3 separate regions of the Homo sapiens genome follow, and regions 2 and 3 are each linked to region 1. Evidence: chromatin loops called from intact Hi-C (ENCODE). Cell type or tissue: endothelial cell of umbilical vein. All regions are shown on one strand.

Evidence for each region. Hi-C counts contacts between places; a loop is a spot of excess contacts. Peaks named below come from ENCODE experiments on the same cell type or tissue, not always from the same donor. Only the 100,000 strongest peaks of a DNase experiment are listed, where the experiment ranks them.
Region 2: a loop joins it to region 1, with 10 times the contacts of the local background. A loop is called at or near these places in 11 of 110 quality-filtered maps.
Region 3: it touches region 1 in a loop (5-fold over the local background); 6 of 110 quality-filtered maps call a loop at or near these places.

Annotation. Positions count from the first base shown.
Region 1 is chr1:234,740,076-234,748,075 of GRCh38, forward strand. It overlaps LOC105373210 (a long non-coding RNA gene), which reads right to left. Exons shown (of 3, transcript XR_949292.3): 2 at 6,789-7,475; 3 at 5,461-6,316. Among named protein-coding and RNA genes, the nearest start is that of LINC02961, 16 kb to the right of the region's middle. In endothelial cell of umbilical vein, no CTCF peak of the experiment used is centred here; DNase peaks (open chromatin) are centred at 4,116 and 5,896; H3K27ac peaks cover 2,409 bases.
Region 2 is chr1:234,859,076-234,867,075 of GRCh38, forward strand. All of the region lies in intron 2 of LOC107985365 (a long non-coding RNA gene), which reads right to left. Among named protein-coding and RNA genes, the nearest start is that of LINC02971, 94 kb to the right of the region's middle. In endothelial cell of umbilical vein, no CTCF peak of the experiment used is centred here; a DNase peak (open chromatin) is centred at 4,176; H3K27ac peaks cover 2,619 bases.
Region 3 is chr1:234,595,663-234,603,662 of GRCh38, forward strand. No RefSeq gene overlaps it. Among named protein-coding and RNA genes, the nearest start is that of IRF2BP2, 11 kb to the right of the region's middle. RefSeq lists enhancers at 3,689-4,202, 4,203-4,716 and silencers at 4,260-4,789, 5,190-5,239, 7,125-7,294. In endothelial cell of umbilical vein, a CTCF peak has its summit at 2,441 (motif pointing right); DNase peaks (open chromatin) are centred at 2,479, 4,599, 5,429, 7,309 and 1 weaker place; H3K4me3 peaks cover 912 bases; H3K27ac peaks cover 5,071 bases.

The DNA of each region.
Region 1 (8,000 bases):
TGCTCTAGGTACTAGGGACCCATCAGTAAATAAAACAGACAAAGATCCTGGACTTTTTGGGAGGTGAGGAGGAATGCTATAGAAAATAAACAAACAGGCCGGGCGCGGTAGCTCACGCCTGTAATCCCAGCACTCTGGGAGGCTGAGGCAGGTGGATCAAGAGGTCAGGAGATTGACACCAACCTGACTAACCCGGTGAAACCCTGTCTATACTAAAAAATACAAAAACTTAGGCAGGTGTGGTGGCACACGCCTGTAGTTCCAGCTACTTGGTAGGCTGAGGCAGGAGAATGGCGTGAAGCCGGGAGGTGGAGCTTGCAGTGAGCCGAGATCACGCCACTGCACTCCAGCCTGGGCAACAGAGCGAGACTCCATCTCAAAACAAAAAAAAAGAACATAAACAAACAAAAAACAGAGTGAGAGAAGGGAGACCAGGGATGCTAAGGCCAAGCAGATGGGGTCAGTATTGCAGGTAAGTTCAACAAAGGTCAGGGTGGGCATTGAGCAGTGAGGTCTGAGCAGGCACTGGGAGGGGAGGAGTGGCCAGAGCCCTATCAGGGCGAAGAATGTTGCAGACAGAAAGAACAAGTAGGGTCAAGGCGCGGTGGCTCACACCTGTAATCCCAGCACTTTGGGAGGCTGAGGCAGGTGGATCACCTGAGGTCAGGAGCTCAAGACCAGCCTGGCCAACATGGCGAAACCCCATCTCTACTAAAAATACAAAATTAGCTAAGAGTGGTGGTGCATGCCTATAATCCCAGGTACTTGGGAGGCTGAGGCAGGAGAACCACTTGAACCTGGGAGGCGGGGGTTACAGTGAGCCGAGATCAGACCATTGCACTCCAGCCTGAGCGACAAGAGCAAAACTGCACTAAAAAAAAAAAAAAAAAAAGGAAAGGAAGGAAGAAGAAAGAGAAAGAAAGAGAGAAAGAGAAAAAGAAAGAAAAAGAAAGGAAGAAAGAGAGAAAGGAAGAAAGAGAGAAAGAAAGAGAGAGAAAGAAAGAAAGAAAGAAAGAAAGAAAGAAAGAAAGAAAGAAAGAGAGAAAGAAAGAGAGAAAGAAGTAGGGCAAAGGCCCTACAGTGGTAGCATGTCTGGCTTTTTGGAGGAATCGCAAGGAGGCCAGTACTGCTGAACTGGAGTCAAACTGGGCAGGTGGTAGGTCATAAGATTGGAGAGATGGTGGAGGTGGGTGTAATGATTTCTGCTCTTCTCTGGGTGAGCCAGAAGCTTCTGTAGGGTCCCGAGCAGGTGTAGCACTACCTTACATTTGCAAAGAATCACTCTGGCTGGTGGGTTGAAGGTAGATGCAGACCTATCGGAGGTCACAGTTGTCATCCAGGGGCAAAAAATGGCAGTGGCTCAGAGTGACAACAGTGGAGCTGGATATATTTTGTGGGAATAAGTGGGATTTCCTGACAGTTTGGATGTGGAGTAAAAAAGAAAGAAGTCAAGGATGACTCTGAGGTTTGGGGCCTGAGCCACTAGGAGAATGAAATGCTCCCAGCTGAGATAGGAAGGCTGTGGCTGGAACAGGTTTGGTGGGAGGCAGCCTAGGGGAATAGGGAGCCCAGTTTCGGGCATGTTGAGTTGCAGATGTTCATTAGCTTCCTGGAGATGTCAAGAAAGTCCTTGGATCTATTATGAGTATCGGAAATATTTTAGAACATCTGTAAACAAGTAAGACAAGATTTCAGGTGTTTCAGCCCATGTTACCATAAAAAATTTGAAGCATTAAAATAAAAAATGTTTAAAAAATTTTTAAAAAGAGATTTCAGATGTAAGCTTCATTCATCAGGGCAACAAAAATGGGTATCAATCTTCTTGTTTCCCGTAAGACACGTCATGGAATAAGTGCCATGGTATATTCAGTACCACAGAAATTCCTGACTGGGATGGGCAGGAGAAAGGAGGGAAGTCACCCAGAAGCAAGAGAGGAAGCCAGTATAGGATTAGTAATTTTTGTTCCAGATAATCAAGGACTGGGTAAATACATGCAAAGAAACCTATGTTAAAATGAACGTAAATACCTTATCTGGAAGGACAAGTCAAATCTCACATACAGGCCTGGAAATAAAAAGCTTGATTAATTTCACATTAGGTTACCAAAACTCTTGGTACTTAACAGTTAACCAGAAATTAACCAGAGAGCCAAAAAGTAGATTATCGGTAATTCTTCTGTGAATTAAGAAGGAATGGGCAGTAGAGGCTGGGCGCGGTGGATCTCGCCTGTAATCCCAGCACTTTGGGAGGCCGATGCAGGCGGATCATGAGGTCAGAAGATCGACACCATCGTGGCTAACACGGTGAAACCCCGTCTCTACTAAAAATAACAAAAAATTAGCCAGGCGTAGTGACGGGCGCCTATAGTCCCAGCCACTCGGGAGGCTGAGGCAGGCGAATGGCGTGAACCGGGAGGCGGAGCTTGCAGTGAGCCAAGATCAGGCCACTGCACTCCAGCCTGGGCAACAGAACGGAGCGAGACTCAGTCTCAAAAAAAAAAAAAAAAAAAGAAGGAATGGGCAGTAGAATTGTTTTTCTGTAATACCTGCTCATACCAAATTTACTTTTAAGTGTCAGCAAATTTCTTGGCTAATTATCACAAGTCTCAGAAAAACGACGTGGCTATATTTCAATAATTGGAGCAAGAATTTTAGGTAGGTCACCGCCCGCAGCCCGTCCTCTCTGAGCCCAAGCCACCCCGTGCACTTCCGTTTAGTATGTCTACTTTGAGATGCATGGAAATGAAACCCGTCAATTCAGATCTTGGGAGATCTCCAGCCAGGGATGTGAGGTGTCAAGTATGAAATAATCACAAAGACGTTGGAAATAAGCTTCACCACCTCATTCTGAGCCAAGTTCAGAAAGTTCATCTAAAATGCCAAGAATGATGCCGGAAGACCCTGGAAGAGCTGAGACTTGAATGCAACAAACAAGATTTTGAGTCTTGTTGGAGAAAACGGGGTGCCTTCTCATAAAACCTGCGCAGACACCTCAACGCTCTGACCTGCTTCTCTCTCTTGCTAGGGCTCGTGACTCTGTTTATAAAACATCTCTGACTCTGATGGTTAAATGCTGGAGTCTGTGTGCATGGAATTAAACTAAGACAGCCCGGGCACTCGTGGGCACTAGCAATCTTTTTTGGATGAAGAGTAGCAAGGAACCATTCCCTATTCCTTCATCTCGGCTCTGTCACATACCATGTCATCGTTGTGGCTCCAACTCTACGGCCAAGCGACAGTCTCTGTCACCGTAATCAGGCTTAGGACATGGACAGGGGCTCTCACAGGCTCTTAAAGAACCAGGAAGGGTACTGGGTGTCCGATCACACACACACACACACACACACACACACTCTACTTGTGTATCAGATGTCCACTGACATTGGCCACATTACTGCTAGATTTGTGAACCAATTAAAAGCTGTTCCATTTGATAAACATTACATGTATATGCATTCTATACTGCAGTAATAATTATCTCTTTGCATATCTGTTTCCTCACAAGAGCTTGAGTCCCGTCAAGACAAGGATAAGCCCTTCCACTATAGAGCCACAGCAGGAAGCCCTCAGCCTGGTACACAGTGGGCATCCAATAAACCTGAATGGACAGAATGAGGAAACTGAGACACAGCTCTTGTGTTCAGGGCCAGTCTGAGACCAAATCTGGAAACAAACTCGGAATTTCCAATTCCAGGCTAAGTGCTTTTGCCAGAGGGAAGATGAAAGCGTATGTTTCAAGCTCTGCAAGATCCACAGAGAATTTTTTCTAAGCTCCTCTCTAAGAAGGCGCCAAGGAGCTCGATGTCTTTTTCCCCTGGACCCAAGCTTTTATGCCTCTGCCCAGTGGATGCGGCTTCTCCGCCGCAAGGAGTGCAGCTCCCTCCTCATCCGTTGGGAACATAACAGCCGAAGCTGCTCCCCCACAAGCTGCAGGATAAATGTCAAGTGAGGAGGGAATGCTGCTGCCTGGGTAGACTGCATTCTACTCATTCTGCTGAGGGTCATGCTTTGAAAATATCTCTAATTTTGTTTTCATAGCTTGTTAACCTTTTCCTTCCCAAAACAATACCCATGTTTGTTTTGGCACCACTCGCGTCCTGCATACTGAGGACGGGTCTGAGTTGGATGCACAAAAGCATTTTTCCCTTAATCTCATTACAAGGGCTCCTCAGTCTTTAATTCTTCCCAGGGCTCACTTGCTGTGAAGTGATTTCCTCTTGGAATCCGTTTCTCTTTGTGAAGCTGGGAGAGCAAGTCTGTTTGGTTTTGTAGGGATGTGGGGAAGGAAAGCAAAGACAAAGGCAAAAACAAGTGGTGCTGGGGTGCCCTGGAAGTTCCTAAGAGCAAATGGACCCACTCTGAAATGTCTGCAGCTGAGACCAGTGATACTCGAATTCCAGTTTGAATGAGGATCACGCGCTGAGGTCACGTACTTACTGCTGTCTCCTGTCTACCTGAGGTTTACAAAATGTGTGAATAAAGGCGCCAGTGCTTTGACAGCTGGTCTTGCTCATGCGTTTAGAGAGCATCTTATTTCATCCTTTTTGCCCCTCGAATGTTGCGCATCTGACAGTTTGACCACCCTGCCTGGACTCTTACATGCATGTGGCATTTCTTTTTCTTTCTTTTTCTTTTTCTTTTTTTTTTTTTTTGAGACAGAGTCTCGCTCTGTCACCCAGGCTGGAGTGCAGTGGTGCGTCTCGGCTCACTGAAAGCTCCACCTCCCGGGTTCAAGCGATTCTCCTGCCTCAGCCTCCCGAGTAGCTGGGACTACAGGCTTATGCCACCACACCCGGCTAATTTTTTGTATTTTTTTTAGTAGAGACAGGGTTTCACCGTGTTAGCCAGGATGATCTTGATCTCCTGACCTCTTGATCCTCCTGCCTCGGCCTCCCAAAATGCTGGGATTACAGGCGTGAGCCACCACGCCTGGCCTGCATGTGGCACTTCTAACATGTTCCTCCTAAGCGTTGTGGACAAATCCATACTGAGTTTTTATTCTCATGGATTCATGTTTATTCTCAATACTTGAGGAAATTGTAAGTTTAACCAGCTTTCTGTTAATTTTACTATCCTTTCTCATGAAAAGATTTCTTTTCCCATCTGAATTGTTTCCTAGATTGTATCTGCAAATACAAAACTACAATGAGGGACAGAGGATTCTGGAAAATGAATGGGGATGCTGGGGGAAACTAACAACACCAGCGACAAAACCAAGCCACTGGAGCCTGAACCAGCCAGGTGCCTGAGGAAAAGGGGAGGGAAGGTTTTCTCTCCCGCGTATTGTATTCCTGTTGTATATTGTACATGTAATGCATGCTAGCTGCCATTTAGAATGGAAAAGCATGCCCTCACCACAGTCAGGCCCACATTTTGCTTTCCGTGTTAAAGAGAGAAATGGCGTAACGTGCTCGTGAAGAGGCGGCACCTGCAGCGGTTGGAGCTGGCACCCTTGGCAGACTTTCTGGGACCGAGTCCTAGCTTTTTCTCTTATTAGCACGTTGCTTCCCCTCATTTATAGAATGGGCCTCATACCTACCTCATGGGGTATCAGACAGCATCCTTTCTTTTCACCTGATGCATTAATTTGGACATGAACTGAGAGAAAAGAAATATAAAACATAGTCCCTGCTTTTCAGTAGCTTAGAATCCAGTGAAACTTACCAATATAAAAGAAAAGGATACAGGCAAATTCTTGACAGCATCTCCTCTGTACTCACACATCCTCTCCCACTATCTATTATATTTTCATGTAAAAACGTGTGTGGGTGAGGGAAGGATTCTGGGAGGCTTCGTCCTGGAGCTCCAGCGGCTTATCAATCACCATTAATCTTGGAGGCTCACAGCCCCCATGCCCATTTGCTGAAGAGGAGTGAGTCATCCTGACTCGAACAGCAATGCTGACAGTTAATTGAATTCCAGAGCCAACGTTTCTTCCTACCTACAGCAATTCTTCACAGCTCAGAGCTCAAGATTGCTCTGAGCAAGACCGCTGTGTTTACGAGGCAGAGAGAAAGAGAGAGAGAGGGTGCCTTTTTCAAGTGATGGAAAGGCCATGTTGACGTGTAAGATTTCGTTTTTCTTTGACTTTCAGGCTTAAAACTTATGCAAACTTGGTCCAGAACAAAATGGACCAAACAATTATGGTTGAAGATTGCTATTAGTGTCTTTCCATGGGGGCAAGGGGCACTGACAGAGAAGCCTCTTTCCACTCCAAATGTAGCAGGTGTAATCTGCAAGCTGCCGGGCCCTCTTTTAATAATCCTTTATCTTCCCAGGGATGACCAAGGGCAGTCATTATTTGCTGACTGGTCCGCTGTTGAAAAGGGAGGAAAAATTAACGCATGTGTAGAAAATTTTAATGAGGAAAGATTTATTTCTAGAGTCCTTTCACAACATGTGTATATTTCAAGAGGAGAGTGACTACGCAAAGTGACAAAGACAACAATTTATATTTGGAACAGCTAGTATTGGGTGATGGGCTGATTGGTTTGATGGAAGCCAGGTTGTCACGGACTGAAAAGGAAGCAGGTGGTAGATAAATGGAGGGAGCAGTGGATGATTCATTCAAGTCATTTAACACACTGTCTTGGGAATCATGTGCGCACAAAAGCAAACAAACTTTTTGGGAGATTCCAAATTAGGCAGTTGGGTCTTGGAAAGAGGCCCCCCATGTGGGAAGCTCGAGCCCCCTCCAGAAGGCTCTTCAGAAGCTGTGTTAGAACAGTGTGTTTCTCATGGTCGGTCCCTGACTCATTATCCCTGGTTCCTGGTTATACAGGATTTACCTGAAGCAAAATGACCACAAAGGCGAACTCCTCCAGGCCATCTCCTCTTGAAGTCCTCTTTGTTCACAGCAAGGCCCCAGGTCACAGTGCACAGCCTGCCTGGGCCTGTCTGTCCAGGATCCAGCCCAGGCTGAGAAGCCCTGCAGCAGGCAGAAAAAGGAAGCCTGAGGTTTGAGGAGAGCGCGGGGAGGGTGGAATGGAGCCAGAGGCCGTGGTGCCTTGGAGGCCCAGAGCCATGAGTCCCGCACCCTCATGGAAGCAACGGAGGGATCCCTCCCGGTTCTCAGTGCAGACAACTTCCTTTCCGACTGTGGCCCTGAGGATCAGAGAAGAACACCTGTCTACAATGGCAGAAAGCTTAGGGATTTACCTCTTCAACTACCTCTTGTTACAGAAGAAAAATCTGACTCACATGTGATCACAGCAAAACAATCTGAATGAGACCCCTCTTCTGATTTATTCTAAGCCCCCTCTCAGACTGCCCCTAGGCCAACAGGGAGTTGGGGATGGGGAGTGAAAGAGTTTTAGACAAACTGATTGGTTCGGCAACACAGTCTTCCGGCAGAATTCTTACTCCTTAGTCTTCAATAACAGGTTGTAGAAATTCATTCAAGTATGTAGGTTTGAGTCCTGGCTAATAGCTACCCTTGGAAAAGTTCTTAACTCCTTGAGTCTTGGCTTCTTCCCCTGAAAAATCAAGAATAATCATTGTAGTGGTAGTAGTAGTAATAATAATAATAATAATATCTGACTTATTGAACTTTCAGGATTACTGTGAAGATCTAATGACAAAATGAATATAAAATTACTGAAAAAGTATGAAGCCCTCAAAGTATCATGCAGTGTTGACAATAAGTTCATTGCATTTCAATCCCTTAAAACAAACAATTCAATTCTATTTCTATATTTCTATATACTTATAATGATTTTCACACACACTCACACACACACATACACACTTTAGCTCTCTCTGATCTTTATACACCGAGTCTCATGCTTTTACATGCATTTACCATCTGCTGTGCATAAAGCCTCACTCTGCCCAGAGCAGAGTTAACAGAAATTAGGGCTGAATCCTGACTCAGCCTCAGTTATTCACCTGTAACATGCATATAATAATTCATAAACAGTGGAGGTTTTTCCTTGCAGTGGACAGATGCTAAATCATTATAATGGTATCCCCATCCTCACATAAGTTTGATGGGCATGTAA
Region 2 (8,000 bases), 120 kb after region 1:
CTCAAGAAGCACACTCTTAAGCATCCCACCCCAATTATGGTTTTCCTAAAATCTATTTGGGACTGCCTTCTTCTAATTTCTAAAATACTCATTTTGGGTACTTACCCAAATAACATTTGTATTCTTTACATTAATTAGGCTTTCTGAAAAAAGTAGCATGGGACTGGTGCAATGGCTCATGCCTGTAATCCCAGCACTTGGGGAGCCCGAGGCGGGAGGATCATCTGAGGTCAGGAGTTCGAGACCAGCCTGACCAATATGGCGGAACCCCGTCTCTACTAAAAATACAAAAATTAGCCAGGCGTGGTGGTGTGCCCCTGTAGTCCCAGCTACTCAGAAGGCTGAGGCAGGAGAATCACATGAACCCGGCAGGCGGAGGTTGCAGTGAGCTGAGATCACACCATTGCACTCCAGCCTGGGCAACAGAGCCAGACTCCATCTCAAAAAAAAAAAAAAGGTAGCATGGTACACACTAACGTAATAGATAACAACAGTATTATGTACAAGTATCAACCAGGCAGAGGATAGAGTGAGAAAAATGGTGTATCCTTCAAGAGTTGTTTGGGTTTTTTTACAACAGCAACACAAAAAATACCTTCAAATAAACTTACTAACATGCATGCAAAATGCCTAAGAGAGAAACTAACCTTTAAAAATGCAAAGGAACAATAGAACCAATGGGAACACATACTACCTTCTAAGAGAGAAAGATTCATTACCACATCACTTCTCCTAAAAAGAATTTATAAATTTTATGTGACCTCAATACAAATAATCTTTTTCAAAAAAAACCTAGATAAGCTGACTCTAAAGTTCATATGGAAAAATGAAACAAGCAAGAATAGCCAGGCAGTCTAAGCAGGATGTGCAGAGGGTGTCCATGTCCTCTGCTTCACCATTTGACGTCAGAGGACCAAAAACCCCACCCTTGGATTGTGCTAACCCCACTGCCATGTCTTGAACATGGGTCCCCTAGAGAGGCATGAAGCTCAATTGCACACACGCATGTTTCTCCTTTCATAAATGTTCATGACTCCTCCTCCAGCTTATTGAATATGTATATTTGACAACCCCATTTAATATAAATATCTGTCTTATTCTTCTGACTCTCAAAGTTTCTGTTTCTGGTTTCTGGCCAGAGACTATGCTTCCCAACCTGTCAGAATGGCCACCCTGCAGGCTGCAGCCCTTTATGTGAAATAAAGCTCTCCATTCCAAATTTAAAAAAAAAATAGCCAGGTAAAGAATAGAAAAAGAAAGGAAAAGCAAAAACAGCAAGAAACAAAACGAAAAGGAATGAGAAAAAATAGCTCTATCACATTTCAAAGTGTATTGTAAAGTCTCAGTAATGAAAACAGCATAGTACTGGCCAACGGACAGACATCCCAAACAATGGAATAAACTAGAAAATGCAGAAATAGACCCAATTATAATCAGAGATTCTGTAAATTATGAAGGTGATATCTCTAACCACTAGAGGAATGGTATTACTAAACGATATCAGAACAACTGGAAAAGAGTTAAGTTCAATCCATGCCTCACATTTTTCCCCAGAGTCAAATCCAAATGGATTAAAGATACAAACTCTTTTTTTTTTTTTTGAGATGGAGTTTTGCTCTTGTTGCCCAGGCTGGAGTGCAATGGTGCAGTCTCAGCTCACTGCAACCTCCACCTCCTGGGTTCAAGCAATTCTCCTGCCTCAGCCTCCTGAGTAGCTGGGATTACAGGCACATGCCACCACATCCAGTTAATTTTGTATTTTTAGTAGAGATGGGGTTTCTCCATGTTAGTCAGGCTGGTCTCCACCTCCCAACCTCAGGTGATCCACCTGCCTTGGCCTCCCAAAGTGCTAGGATTACAGGCATGGGCCACCATACCTGGCCACCTGGCCAAGATACAAACTCTTGAAAAATGAAAACTCCAGCCTGGGCAACATGTATCTCTACAAGAAGTACAAAAATTAACCAGGCATGGTGACACGTGCCTGTAATTTCAGCTACCCAGGAGGCTGAGGCAGGAGGATCACCTGAGCCCTAGGAAGTCAAGGCTGCAGTAAGCCAAGACTGTGCTACTGCCCTCCAGCCTGGGTGACAGAGCAAGATCTTGTCTCAAAAAATAGAAAAAGGAAAAGGAAAAGAAAAGAAAAGAAGCCATAGAAGAACTAGAAGAAAATATCGGCAAATTCCTTTAGAACTTTGGAGAATAGAAGGCCTTTCTTTTATCCAGAATTCATACAAAAAAAAGATTACTATATTATACCACCTAATTTTTAAAAAACTTAGACATCCACAAAACATAAGCAAAATTAAAAGACAAACAATAATGTGGAGTGACTCATATCCCAGAGAGCCAATCTTTCCTTAACACACAAATAGCTACTAGGCATGGTTAAGGAAAAAGACCAAAGTGAACAAGACAGTTTTTCTTTAGATGGGCAAAGGAGATGAAGAGGAAGCTCATAGAAAAGGAGATGCAAATGGGTCTTGAAAGAATGGAATTAAAGTGAGTGCTCCATCTCACTTTAATAAGAGAATCACAAATTGAAACTACAATGAAATGCCTGCATGGCAAGGCTATGGAGAAAGAGAGACTCTCATTCTTTACTAGTGGCAGTGCATAGTGTACACTCTGTTGAAGACGTCTGAAAACCCTTACCAAAATTATAAATATGTTTACCCTTTATCTCAATAATGCCACTTGCCTTAATTTATTCTACCAGTATACCTACATGTATAGGAAGCATCCTGGGTAGCATGGTTCGTAGTAGCAAAAGATTGGAAGCAAATCAAATGTCTGTAATAGAAACCAGTTAGATAAATTTACGATGTGTCCATAACTAGGAAACTATTAAGCTGTAAAAAATGAATGAGGACGTTCTTTATGTACTGATTTGAAAGATGTCCAAGATATATACACAGGTAAGTGAAAAGAGCAAAGTCCAAACCAGTTTGCACAGAATGCTAACTTCTGTCAGCCTTGCCACATGGGTATTTTATTATAGTTTTAATTTGCATGTCTCTGAACCTAAGTGAGATTGAGTATTTTTTCATTCTCTCAAAGGCCGCTGCAGTTCCTTTCTGTGAAAGGGGGAAAGAAAAAGAAAAAATATATATGTACAAAGTTATACACACACATTTGTTTGTATATCATAAAGACACCCAAGAAATTAATATAAGTGGTTACTTGGGTTGGGGTTAATGGGAGCAAGGGTAGAAGTCATGGTTTTTATAGTTTTGATTTGTGAACCAAGAAAATGAATTATCTGTTCAAAAAGTAAACGTGAACGAAACAAGTCTTTCCCTACCAGTTCCTCAGGCTCTTGCTAAACCTATCATTTTCACATTTGCCAAATATTTCTCCCAGATCCAAATGTGACCCCGGAGGGATGGGGCAGGGTCAAGAATGAAGGGGCAGCCAGGGATGGCCCATGAGACCCACAGGGATCTCTCACGTGGATGGATGTCCTGCATGTTTTTAAAAGATGAGGTCAACAGGTGGGCAGCTGTTTTTCAAGAGGGGCCACTACCTGCTTTGGAACCAAACTGGCCACTGAGTCAGGACCTCTAGGCAAACCAAATTCATTAATAAGACAGTAGGCTCATGAGACCAGAGGGGAAAGAGAAGCCTTCCAAGCCCAGAACATTCCCCCTCCAGCCCTCAGTGCTACAGATGGGTCCAGCCTGATCTGACCTCCCTGTCGTATTTTGAGCTTTTCCCAGGATTCCAAATGGACAACTGCTCTATTGTTTCATTCCTTTATCTGCATTGGGAGGGCAGCCCTCCCCCTCGGGCTTTAAACGTTTTTCCAGCCTCAGGGGTCTCTGGCCACAGCTTTGCTTTACCTTCCTCTGCGGAAAAGCAAAAGCTGGCCAAGGCGCTACAAGATGAGACAGGCACATCTGCCACACATGGAAAGAAGAAAGCAAACTGGAGTTTCCAAAGCCGCCGGTCCCCGCAGGCCTGAGCGCTTGCAGCTTCTGCCTTTGATTCCTCTGATTTTATGAGCTCAGAGCACAACATGTTGGAAGTGAGCAGAGCAGCTGCCCAGGAAAGAATGCACCGGTTCCACGGTTGAGGACTCCAAGGGAAAGCACTGAGCGGCGTGGGGCACAGGCAGGGAGAGAGACGCCAATCCTCCACAAAACATCCGGTTCCCACCAGCCTGGGCTCTAGCCAAGTGAACTAGCTGAGTCGGTCTGGGGAGGTTCCAGTTCCTGGCCTTTTGTCATCGACTGGGGACAATGCATTTGCTATGATTGATGGAGGCCACAGATTTCATCCCCAGCCCCAGCCTGGGCTGCAGGATCCAAGTGAGCACTGGCCTACTGGGGGCTCAAGGCCACAACACTGACCACCAGGGAGGGCTCTGGGAGACAAGAGGCTGGAGGCTGGACTCTACTCCCCTGGGCATCATGCAGAGCCCTTGCCCTCTGTGCCCTGTCCCCTTCCAACCCCTCTGCCCAAGAGAAAGCTCAGAGTCCTTCCACATCCAGAAACACAGGACTGGTTTCTACAAGTCCATTTTTTTCCCCCATAATTAAGGACTGCAGAAGGAAAGATGATTCGGATCTGGCTCGCAAGCTCAATGACTGAGAAAAGGACGCCAGGTTCCCTGGTACTAGTGACTCATACGCTTTTCAGGAGCGTCAAGACACTGTGATACATTTCTCCTGCTCTCCACAAAACTGCTCAAGGGATGAGGGACTCCCATCAGCCAAGGCAAATATACCATTGCTGTCTAAAGTAGCCAGATCACACACACAGAGAGGTCCTGGAAATGCCATTGAGAATAGGACCTTCCTTCACCCAGCCCATTTGGCAGTCCATGGCAGGGAAGCAGCAGAATTGCAGCCTCCGCAGGACTTTTAGGAGCCTGATCCACAGACTAGAGAAATGTACCTCTCCAGGAAAAAAACAGTATAGTCCTCTCATCTCCTGAGACTCCCATCCCAGCCACCTGGCTGGGAATAAACAACTCCTGTGACAAGCAACTCATTGCCTCTCTGAGACCTGGGTGTGCCACTGAGATCCATGACATCCTTCTCCAGGCAGAGCTGACGTGTGTCTCTCTGTAAGTCCCTCCCACTCACTTCATACCTTGGACCCCTAGATGGATCCCTGTGGCAAGAAAAGACCCACTGGTGACTTGCAGAAGTGGGATGTGCTGTGAGCCTCCCCTGCCAAATGCTGCACTTGCTTGCATGAGTTGGAAGTCCCCATCAATCTCTTCATCCACGCCCATTCTTCCACTCCAGTGTTCCTATTTCTTTCTGAAAGTGTGAGCTCCAGAAAACAGTGCAGGCTGGGCAAGGGGCTCACACCTGTAATCCCAGCACTTTAGGAGGCCAAAGCAGCAGGATCAGTTGAGGCCAGGAGTTCAAGACCAGCCTGGGCAACACGATGGGACCCCATCTCTAAATAAATGATTAGCTGGGCATAGCGGCACATTCCTGTAATCCAAGCTACTTAGGAGGCTGAGTCAGGAGGATCACCCCCTCAGGAGTTTGGGGCTGTAGTAAACCATGATCATGCCACTGCTCTCCAGCCTGGGCAACAAAGCAAGATCCTATCTCTATAAAAATAAATAAGCCAGGCATGGTGGCTCACGTCTGTAATCCCAGCACTTTGGGAGGCCCAGGAGGGCGGATCACCTGAGGTCAGAAGTTCGAGACCAGCCCGACCAACATGGTGAAACCCCAACTCTACTAAAAATACAAAATTAGCCGGGCGTGGTGGCACATGCCTGTAGTCCCAGCTACTCGGGAGGCTAAGGCAGGAGAATCACTTGAACCCAGGAGGTGGAGGTTGCAGTGAGCCGAGATCGCACCATTGCATTCCACCCTGGGCAACAAGAGTGAAACTCGTTTCAAAAATAAAATAAAATAAAAAGAAAGAAACAAACAAACAAACACACACACACACACACACACACACACACACAGCACAACCTCTGCCCCACGTCTCTCTGAGCAGCGTGATGGAGGATGCAAGACCAAGTCCCCCTCAGTCACCAAACAATTCAGTGCCTGCTCCATGCCAGGCTCACTATACCCTCCTAACAGTCTTTCTAGCATGGTGGGACTCTGCTGTTTCTGATGGACAAAATATATCAGCCCCATCTTCTCTGGTTTGAAACCCTGGAACTCATGGCCCCTCATAAGTGACTGTGAGACCAGGCTCTGTGTGTCAAGCTGAACTCTCATAGCTGATGGAATGAGCACAGGAGTGAAGCCCCAGGAGGAGGAGGAGGTGAGTAGCTGCAGGCCAGGGCTCAGGCAGCCCGTGGGCTAATGTGTGCCCTCCTGCTGATCTGCTGCATGGCTTTACCAGGCTTAGAAAAAAGCATCCAAGGTTCCTTCAGTGATCCAGATAGTAGAAACACCAGGTCTCAAATGCCTCAGTGCAGCTGCATGTCGCCAGAAGCAGTACTGGGAGGCTCGGTGGATAGGACTCAACATTAGCTGGAAACACAGGCAAGTCAGACTGAGAATCCAGACTGAGTCAGAAGTCCCTGTGTCCTTGCCATGGGTGTATCAGTTATCAGTGGCTGTGTAACAAATTAGCCCAAAACTTAGCACTCAAAATGTGAGCATTTCTTATGTCATAGTCTTTGTGGGTCAGGAATCTGGGAGTGACTTCACTGGATGGTTCTGGCACAGGCTATAGTTCGGATGTCAGCCAAGGCTACTGTCACCTGAAGGCATGACTGGGGTTGGAAGATCTGCTTCTGAGATGTCCCCATGGTCACACAGCCTACAAGTCAATGCTGACTGTTGGGGACCATTAGCCCTCGCTGCATGGGCCTGTTTGTATGGTTTCTTCAATGTCCTCATGAGGTGGCGCTAGCATCCCCCAGAGTAAGTGTTCCAAGAGAACAAGGAGGGAAGCACCGTTTCTTCTTCTTATTATTATTTTTTTCTTTTTTTGAGATGGAGTTTCGCTCTTTTGCCCAGGCTGGAGTGAAGTGGCATGATCTTGCCTCACTGCAACCTCTGTCATCCAGGTTCAAGCAATTCTCCTGCCTCACCCTCCCGAGTAGCCGGACTTATAGGCACTCACCACCACGCCTGGCTAATTTTCATAGTTTTAGTAGAGACAGGGTTTCACCATGTTGGCCAGGCTGGTCTCAAACTGCTAACCTCAAGTGTTCCACACGCCTCGGCCTCCCAAAGTGCTGGAATAAGGTGTGAGTCACCTCACCCAGCCAGAAGCACCACTTCTTCTATAACCCAGCCTCAGAGGTCATAGTCGGTCATCTCTAGAATATCCTATTGGTCACACAGTCAGCCCTATTCAGCGTGGGAAGAGACTACACAAGAGCATGGGTGTCAGCAGGCAAGACTATCTGAGTTCATCTCAGAGGTTGCCTGCCACAATGGCGAGTTCTATCAGGAGGACGTCCCTGAGCTACAGCTGACGTTTGTGTCACCAAAAACCATGGGGCGTCTACACATCTGCACTTCCATATCTCTATGGGTTTGTTTTTTTAACTGCACCATTATCACGTGTGTGTCAAGGGACACATCGGCCTGTTCAGCAGAGGGGCGGAGACTTCTGACTCATTCAGGAATAATGGGGCCAATGCTCGATTCTGCAATAGAGCAAGTAACACCACAAAGAGGGGATAAAAGGCACATCCAGCCCGTCCTCACCTGCATCCTCAGCGGAGGGCCTGTTGAGGTGCTTGTGCTTAATACAGAGATGGTGGCCAATTGTCAGAGGGGAAGGACAATTTAGGGTGCAATGCTGGTTACTTTTACACATATTGTCTTCAACACAATCCCTGGATCTCTGTCAAGGCACAGGGAGCATTGAAAGAAATAGCAAGAGGCTGGGCGGGGTGGCTCACGCCTGTAATCCCAACACTTTGGGAGGCCGAGGTGGGTGGATCACCTGAGGTCAGGAGTTCGAGACCAGCCTGGCCAACATGGTGAAACCCTGTCTCTACTAAAAATACAAAAATTAGCAGGGTGTGGTGGCAGACGCCTGTAGTCCCAGCT
Region 3 (8,000 bases), 140 kb before region 1:
CCTAGAACTGCTTAGCTGGGCCCCATATAATTACAAGGATCCTCGTAAGGAGGCAGGAAGAGCAGTGATGATGGAAGCAGGAACTGGAGTGATTCAAGGAAGGGACCACAAGCCCAGGAATGCAGGTGGCCTCTAGAAGCTGAAAAGGCAAGGAAGTGGCATCTCCCCTGAAGCCTCCCGAGGAAACCAGCCCTGCCGACATCTTAATTTTAGATCATGGCATCCAGAACTGTAAGATAATCATTTGGTGTACTTTTAATTCACTGTTTGTGGGACGTTGTTATAGGAGCAAGAGGATGCTAATAGAGGGTGGTCAGGGAAGATCAGGGGACTGATCAGGGAAGATCACTCATCAGGGGACCTTGGCATAGAGACCTGAAGGAAATGAGGGAATGAGCTATGCATACATCTGAGGGAAGAGCATTCCAAGCAGAGAAGAGCCATGAGGTGGGAGCATGCTTAGCAAGGTCAAGGAATGCCAGGAAGCTGGCGTGGCTAGCATGAACAAGGATAGGAGCCATGTCTGGGAAATAGCATTGCCTTGATGGCCATTGTAAAGACTTTGGATTTGACTCTGAAGGAGATAGAAAGGCAAGAAAAGGATTTGAGCAAAGGAGAAACAAGATCAGATGAATATTTTTAGGGTTTATTCTGGCCGATGAACTGAGAATAAGTTGCAGAGGACAAGGGCAGAAACGGGAGGAACAGTCTGGAAGACTCTGCAACACCCTAGACAAGAAATGATGGCGGTGTCTAGTAGGTAGTGAGATGTGGTCAGATTCTGAATATATTTTGAAGGTAGAACCAAGAGGATTTGCTGATAGACTGGATGGAGAATGGCTGAGAAAAAATCCAAGTGAAAGACCACTCTAAGGTCTATGGCTCAAACAACTAGAAGATGGAACTGCCATTTTGTAAAATGGGAAAGACTGAAAGGGGACTGTGGTGCGGTGGTGTTGGGCGAGGGTGGGAGGGAGATCAGAAGTTCAACTTCAGACATATAAATGTGAGACGTCAATTAGATATTCAAGCGAACAACTGAGTAGGTAGCTGGATATACCAGGCTGGCACTCAAGGACGGAGGTCTAGGCTAGAGAAATAAATCTGAGAGTAAGCATATAATGTTATTTTAAAACCATATTTCTGGATGAGATTGCAGGGAGTAAGTGTAGACAGAGAGAGAGGAAAAAAAAAAACCATCTGAGGACTAAGCTTAGGGGCACTCCAACAAGTGAGACGATGAGGAATCAGTGAAAGAACAGCCAGTGAGGTTGCAGAATGAAGAAAGTGGTCTCTGGAAGCAAACTGAAGATACTGTTTCTTAATACCTTTATATTTAAGGTTAGAAAGAGGTGGAGCTGGAAGTTAAGAGTAAGCCGTCTGACCCCAGAGGCCATGTTATTTATCATGAGATATATGTGGGGAGTGAAAGAGCAAGTGAACCAATGAACAAATAAGTGAATGAATGAATGGCTATGGCCAGATGTTGGTTCCTTCATGTAATTTTTCCTCTCCAATCTCTCAACTCTTGCACATGCCATCTCTTTTCCTTTCATATTTGTTTATTTAACAATAAATATTGTTATTTATTTTAAAGTGTTTGTAGACATGGTGTCTCACTATGTTGCCCAGGCTGGTCTCAAGTGATCCTCCCACCTCGGCCTCCCAAAGTGCTAAGGTTACAGGTGTGAACCACCACATCCAGCATCTTTTCCTTCTTAACTGCTTACAATTCATCTTGTTCACGAAGAGTTTCAACCTAATTCCATCCATGTCCTCAACCCCTCAGCAAACATGGCCTAGATGAAGGATCTCTGGCTTGGTCTGGTCATTCCTTGAGACTCAGCTCAGCCAGTATTTGTTACTGAGACCTTGAATCATTTCTTTCCAGTGCTACAAATTTTGAGGCTGACAAACCCAACTCTTCATGACCTCTGAAGACTTATTCATGAATCCAGTGGCTCCTGTGTAAAGAAATATGATTTACAAGAAAATTAAATGATTTTTTTACAAACACAACGTTTTTACCAAGGCCAAAATCCAATGAAGATGCTCTTATTTCCCATTATACATCATTTTTATTGATTCCTTATTTAAACAAACCTTAACAAAAATGAAATATGTTCAAACATATTTTCAACCCACTCACCTCCAGCTGCTACCAGCCACACATATACCATCCTTGCTTTTAAAGTCATAAATGGAGTGAGGTAGACCATTTTGGTGGTTCATAGGCAGGCTGAGCCTTGAGTAAATGAATCTGAGCATAGGGTGTTTCAAGAAAAATATGCATATTCTTTTTTTGTGATATTTTTAGTTCCAATGAAACTATACATCCTCCAAGGTGATGATAACTTCGAGAATCTTCTGGTACTGTGATTGAAACCCAGTGAGTACTCTAGCTACAAGACACTGGCCTGAGACAATGCATTTTCTGTGATGACAGCAGGGGGAGCCCCTTCTCTCCAGTGTTTCAAAGCGATTTGCTATTATTCTGTTTAATATAATAACTGAAAGTCTCTATTTTGGGTGGTAGGCACTCACTGTGCCCAATCACCTAATGATGCCCTGTATGACAGCACCTTCTCATGTCTGGTTGATAAATGAAAAACCAGAAATCTGTCATAGAAATTACCTAATTTGATATTTTAGCCCCCTCTGAGGCAAGTACATCATATATATATATATATATATATATTTTTTTTTTTTTTTTTTTTTTTTAAGACAGAGTCTCACTTTGTCGCCCAGGATGGAGTGCAGTGTGGCGATCTCGGCTCATTGCAACCTTCGCTTCCCAGGTTCAAGTGATTCTCCTGCCTCAGCCTCCCAAGTAGCTGGGATTACAGGCATGCACCACGGCGCCCAGCTAATTTTTGTATATATAGTAGAGACAGGGTTTCACCATGTTGGCCAGGCTGATCTCAAACTCCTGACCTCAGGTGATCCACCCGCCTCGGCCTCCCAAAGTCCTGGGATTACAGGCGTGAGCCACTGTGCCTGGCCTATATTTTTTTTTAATAATTGCAAAACAGACACAAAAGCTAATTGAATTACCTGAGATGACTGCGCAAGTCCCAAGAACATCTGGAGATTTCCTGACCTTTATTCTAGTGGTTTTATCTGGGGGCAGAACTGGACAATTCTGAGGTGTTTTCAGAAAACCTTGAATTTGCATCTCTCAGCATAGTTCCCTCTCAAAGGTCTTTGTGAAGGAGCAGAGCCACTGAAATTGCATTGCTGCTGTGTTAAAAACAGCCACAGGAAAAGAGCAAGAATAATTTCCTAGGAATTGCATTTCAACCCGGAAAAGCTTCCAGATTCCTCAGTAACATATATAAAGAGCAGAGTGCATTGCATGATTTCCATCTCAAACTTCTAAATGGTTTTTGTGCCTATTATCTAGAAAGAAAAATATGTTGGTGAAGGAAGTCTTTGGGTAGGGTTGTGTCTAGGAATTCACAAGCCTGAAGCAAGGCTTTTTTTTTTTTTTCTAGCCTCCTATCCATTCACCGGTTCATTCACTTTTAAACAATCACTAAAACTATTACACAATACTTATTCCACAATCTAGTTGCTACTTCTGGTAGCCAGCACCCTGCCCCCCCAACTCCAAGGCTGGTGATGGAGAAATAGTTTAATGTCAGTTTTTTAAAGTGACAGGGGTCATGCTGTTCATTTTTTGAGAAAATACTGCAGAGTATTAAAGGGAATAATTAATAAAAATTAGCAGTTAACTAATTGGGTAGAACCTCAGGTGCACAACAATGCTATGATCAAAGAAAAACTTTTTTCTTCAAATTTAAATAAAAGTTTCTTGATAGAAAGTAAACTCATTTTCAGGCAGTCAGTTGTTAACAGTACTCTGGGCAGTTCCCATAGGGGCATGTCCTGAGGTTTGCTTAATAAATACATTTTTATTAGCATGCACCATCCATTAGTGCTAACACAGATGCTTCTTAAACACGCGTGTTTACTTCACCAGCACGGAACATTTGGCTTATTATAGCTGCAGCCAAAAAAAAAAAAAAAAAGCAGCATCATGATTTCCAAAAAGGGAGTGACATTTGATTTGGGGCAGCTCTTGTCATGCGCCATCTCCAACTTAGAAAATCCACCCTGTACAGCCCGGCCCGCGTCAGGGACCCTTGCAGGCGGCAGCCACGGCTGCTGCTGACGCGCGTTTGATCTTTTCTGGGCCACCGAGGGCTCGCCACACCCCTGCTCTGGCGCGCACGTTCCTCGCTCGGCCTCGCCCAGCAGGAGCCAGACCTTTTACTTTATTTGGTTCACCACGCGGTCTCTGCTCCAGAGAGCGCGCCGGCGGCGGCGCACTCGGGCCCTCGCGCGCACTCGCACATTCTTCCCCGGGAACGCGGGCGGGGGGCGCGAGGAGGTGGCCGGGCCCGGGCTGCGGTCCCTCTAATTATAGCCCGGCAGCTGGCGCGCTGGCTTGGCCTGGCGCTCGGGGCCAGGACTGGGCGGCGGAGCGGAGGGGCGGGGCGCACCGGGCCGTTTCCCGTTTCCGGGCCCGCGCCCCGCCCCGTCCCGTCCCGTCCCGTTCCGTTCCGTTCCGCCCCGCCCCGCCCCGCCCCGCCCGGGGTCGCGCGGCTCCACGTGCGCAGAGCCGGGCGCGCGGAGACTGCGCTGCTCCAGCCCGGGAAAAGTTCTAGAATAGAGGCGCGGCGCAAGTCAGGGGGCCGCCTTGGAAACCGCAGCAAGGGCTCCTTGTGGGCTCCAGGCTGTTGGAGAGTGAGGGAGCCTCCTCCCCTTTCCTTCCCGTGGAGTAAACAGAGCTTGGCAGGGCTGGAGGCTTTCTTCCTTTTAAAAAGTGCCATTCTGAACAACGATACAAAGTGAAAAAATAAATTTTTTAAAAAAGAAAGGGAAAAACTACAATTTGACCATTCTGACCAGCCTCCTTGTTCCAACTGGCCTCTTGATTTGTATAAAGATAATGGGGTCCGGCGGCCCCCTTGATGCATGAATTGCACGCTGGGCATAATGAACTTATTGTGCGAAAGCACTTTGGACTTCGGACTGTGTTCCTATGTCAGAATTTTACTGTGGTTTGTAAGATAAACTGGAAGGAAACAAACTCGTGGTTAACTCTTGTCAATACGTGTCTTGAACCAAGCAAAGTGACATTTCCTACCTGTGGCTTTGACTTTAAGCTGCACAAAAGGTAGGAGCTAGCCTCTCAGCTGTTCAAAGCCTAGAATGAGATGCCTGCTTAGTAGGTGTTAAATTATAACAGCAACAACCCATATGGTGCTTATTAGGAGAATAGTATTCCAAAACTTCTCTAATGACTGTGACCCTCCTGTGAAATTCTGATTTCAATTGTATATGGGGTACAATAAATCTTTATCTTTTATCACCAGAAAAGCTAATTGAACTGCTGTTTGCAGGCAGAAATAACAAAATGGGGGTAATGGGCTCTTAGCCTGGGCTAAGACTCTCAACAGCTTTTTTCTGTTTTGCAGCTCACACATACAGTCGGCTCAGGCAGACGGCCCAAGACAAGCCTGTGCCAAAGAAATGCTGATTTAGTCTGACCCAGACAATCTCTACTCCCACATGTCACTTCTCTGCAGAACTCTTACTAGTATGGCAAATACTTTAAAAATCATACAATAAAAGAAGGCAAAACCTCAGTAATTTGAGGTTCACTTTTAATAAACTCTTTCCATGCATTAAAATAAATTGAGGCCCTGAGCTCTGGCGAAATGTTTCCGGGTTTTTAATTCCCACCGCCCCCCCACCCCGGAGGCATAAATAGCCACATACGCAATTCAAAGTACTCTATTTGAACTAGTATAGGAAAGATGTTTTCTATAGATATTGCAGATAAATTTGCAATGACTTAAATATTTATCTGCTAAAGTTGCTGAGTGCCTCCACAACAAAACCGAACTCATTTTTTGTGCACGATGGGCATCTGAATGCTACCTGATGGTGATGATATAGAAATACTAATTGCTAAGTAAAAGTGGTAAGTGATGTGATCTACAGATTATGTAATGTAGTTCATTTCCCCCAAAATGTAAACTATATTTAGAAATATTCAAATGTGACATTATTACCCTATACAGGATGTCTTATCTCAGCATCAAGGGCGTCTGTAGAGCTGCTGGAGGAGGCTCTTTAGATTACGCAATCTAACTTCTGACAGCCCATTCAAAGGATGAGAACCGGTGCCTTGAAGCTCTCAATTTAAACTAGGAATCCTGTAGTCTAGTCTCTAGACTTATCTGACCTAGGCAGAAATCATCTCCTAGAGGCTTTTCATGGCTGATTTTGTGATGTTTTACTTGCACTGAAGATTTATTATTCCATGTTTTGAGTTAGTGTTATACAGTGCCATTCTATATATTTTCCAAATAAATGTTTGTCTTACAGAAGAAACTGTTTATACCATTCTAATAGGGTTGTTTAATAAGGAAATTTTACTCAGTTGGGTTTTGGATTAAAAATAAAAGAACAGCTTTTAAGATACAATGTCTAAATGATTCTCAATAATGATCTGTCTATGGTATAGTTACTTTTTGTCCTAAAATACCTTTTCTGTGGGTTGTATGGATTGTTTTATGTTGTGCCAGGCAGATGTGCATAATTTTCTGATTAAAACCAGTGCAAATACAGACTTCATATTCTATAATCTTTTAAAGAGACAAGTTACACTTCAAATCAAACAATCAGAGAGCTGTTTCAAATCAAGCATTTTAAGTTAAGTTGTATTGACATGGGGAGGGAGCAGATGACACACCTAATGAGTTAAAACAATGTTCACTGTTAAATTAGGTATAAATTAATGTAATAACTAGGGGTAGTGTGGGTATCCCTGACAAATTATGGATTTATCTGAGGATTAATGGAGGAATCCACAGATAATCCATAAATCTACCCATTTTCTATCTTCTAACCGCTTAGCGAGTAATTTATAAATTGTCTATTTGTGTGCTTTTTAAGTTACAGTGAGGGGTTCAGACATATTAAGGAAAATGCAGGCTGTCAAGAGAAACAGCAACAAGGGATCTATAGAGTTTGTAATCTGGAAAGTCACACCCGTAATTTTTATTTGATTGTAGTACCATTGCTGTCAGAGGCCTAACCAGTGGCACTGAAGGAGTTAAAACAGTCCCCACCCCCACTCCCGATTTCTAGAACCCCACGATAAATTGGGTAAATATGTATTCCATTCATTGGTGCATCTGACCTTGGTCTGTGACAGAGGAAAGGCGTGTCTTCTCATACTGTTCCCTATGAACAAAAGGCAAGCAAATGAGGGTGACTCAGGACTTCTCATGGCCTACACACAACTGAACATTTTTCTGAATGATTCCACGTATACACTTAGGAATCAGGAAGAGAAACATTTTACTCTTCACTAACCAAATAAAACCATCTATAAATCATATGCAAAACAACTTTTGAGTAAAGAGGGACTTAAAAGTCTAGGAATTAAAAAAGGATTTCCATAGTTTCCTTTTAACTCTCCCCCAACTCCCCTTTGGGGAATAAACAAAGACATCTGCCACATCAAGAGTCTGGTTTGTTTTCTTAACTGAAAACGAAATGCAGTCATTAAAGTATATCTTTGGGAAGAGGTTTTGAAATGTTGAGAATTACTTCTACAAGCTGCACTATTTTCAATTTCACTAAAAATAAAATTTAGCATTTTTGTTACAAAAACATAGTTCATCCTATTTCTTTTAACCTAGTTATTACATGAAAAATTGTTTATCATCTGTAACTTGCTAAGAATATGGTTTCTTGAAAACCTTAAATGGACTAATAATGAAAAACTATTAAAATATATATAGTGATGGGCCCCTCCTAGTTACCAGACCACCCTAGTGTAAATATATTCAAGTACACATTCACTGTTGCTGTTTAATTTAAAACATATAGTAACTCTATGTATATCCTAGCCTCCAACTCTTTATGAGTTTCACAACTTCCTTTCATAGAGAAGTCTGCCAAGCCATTAATCAATAAAA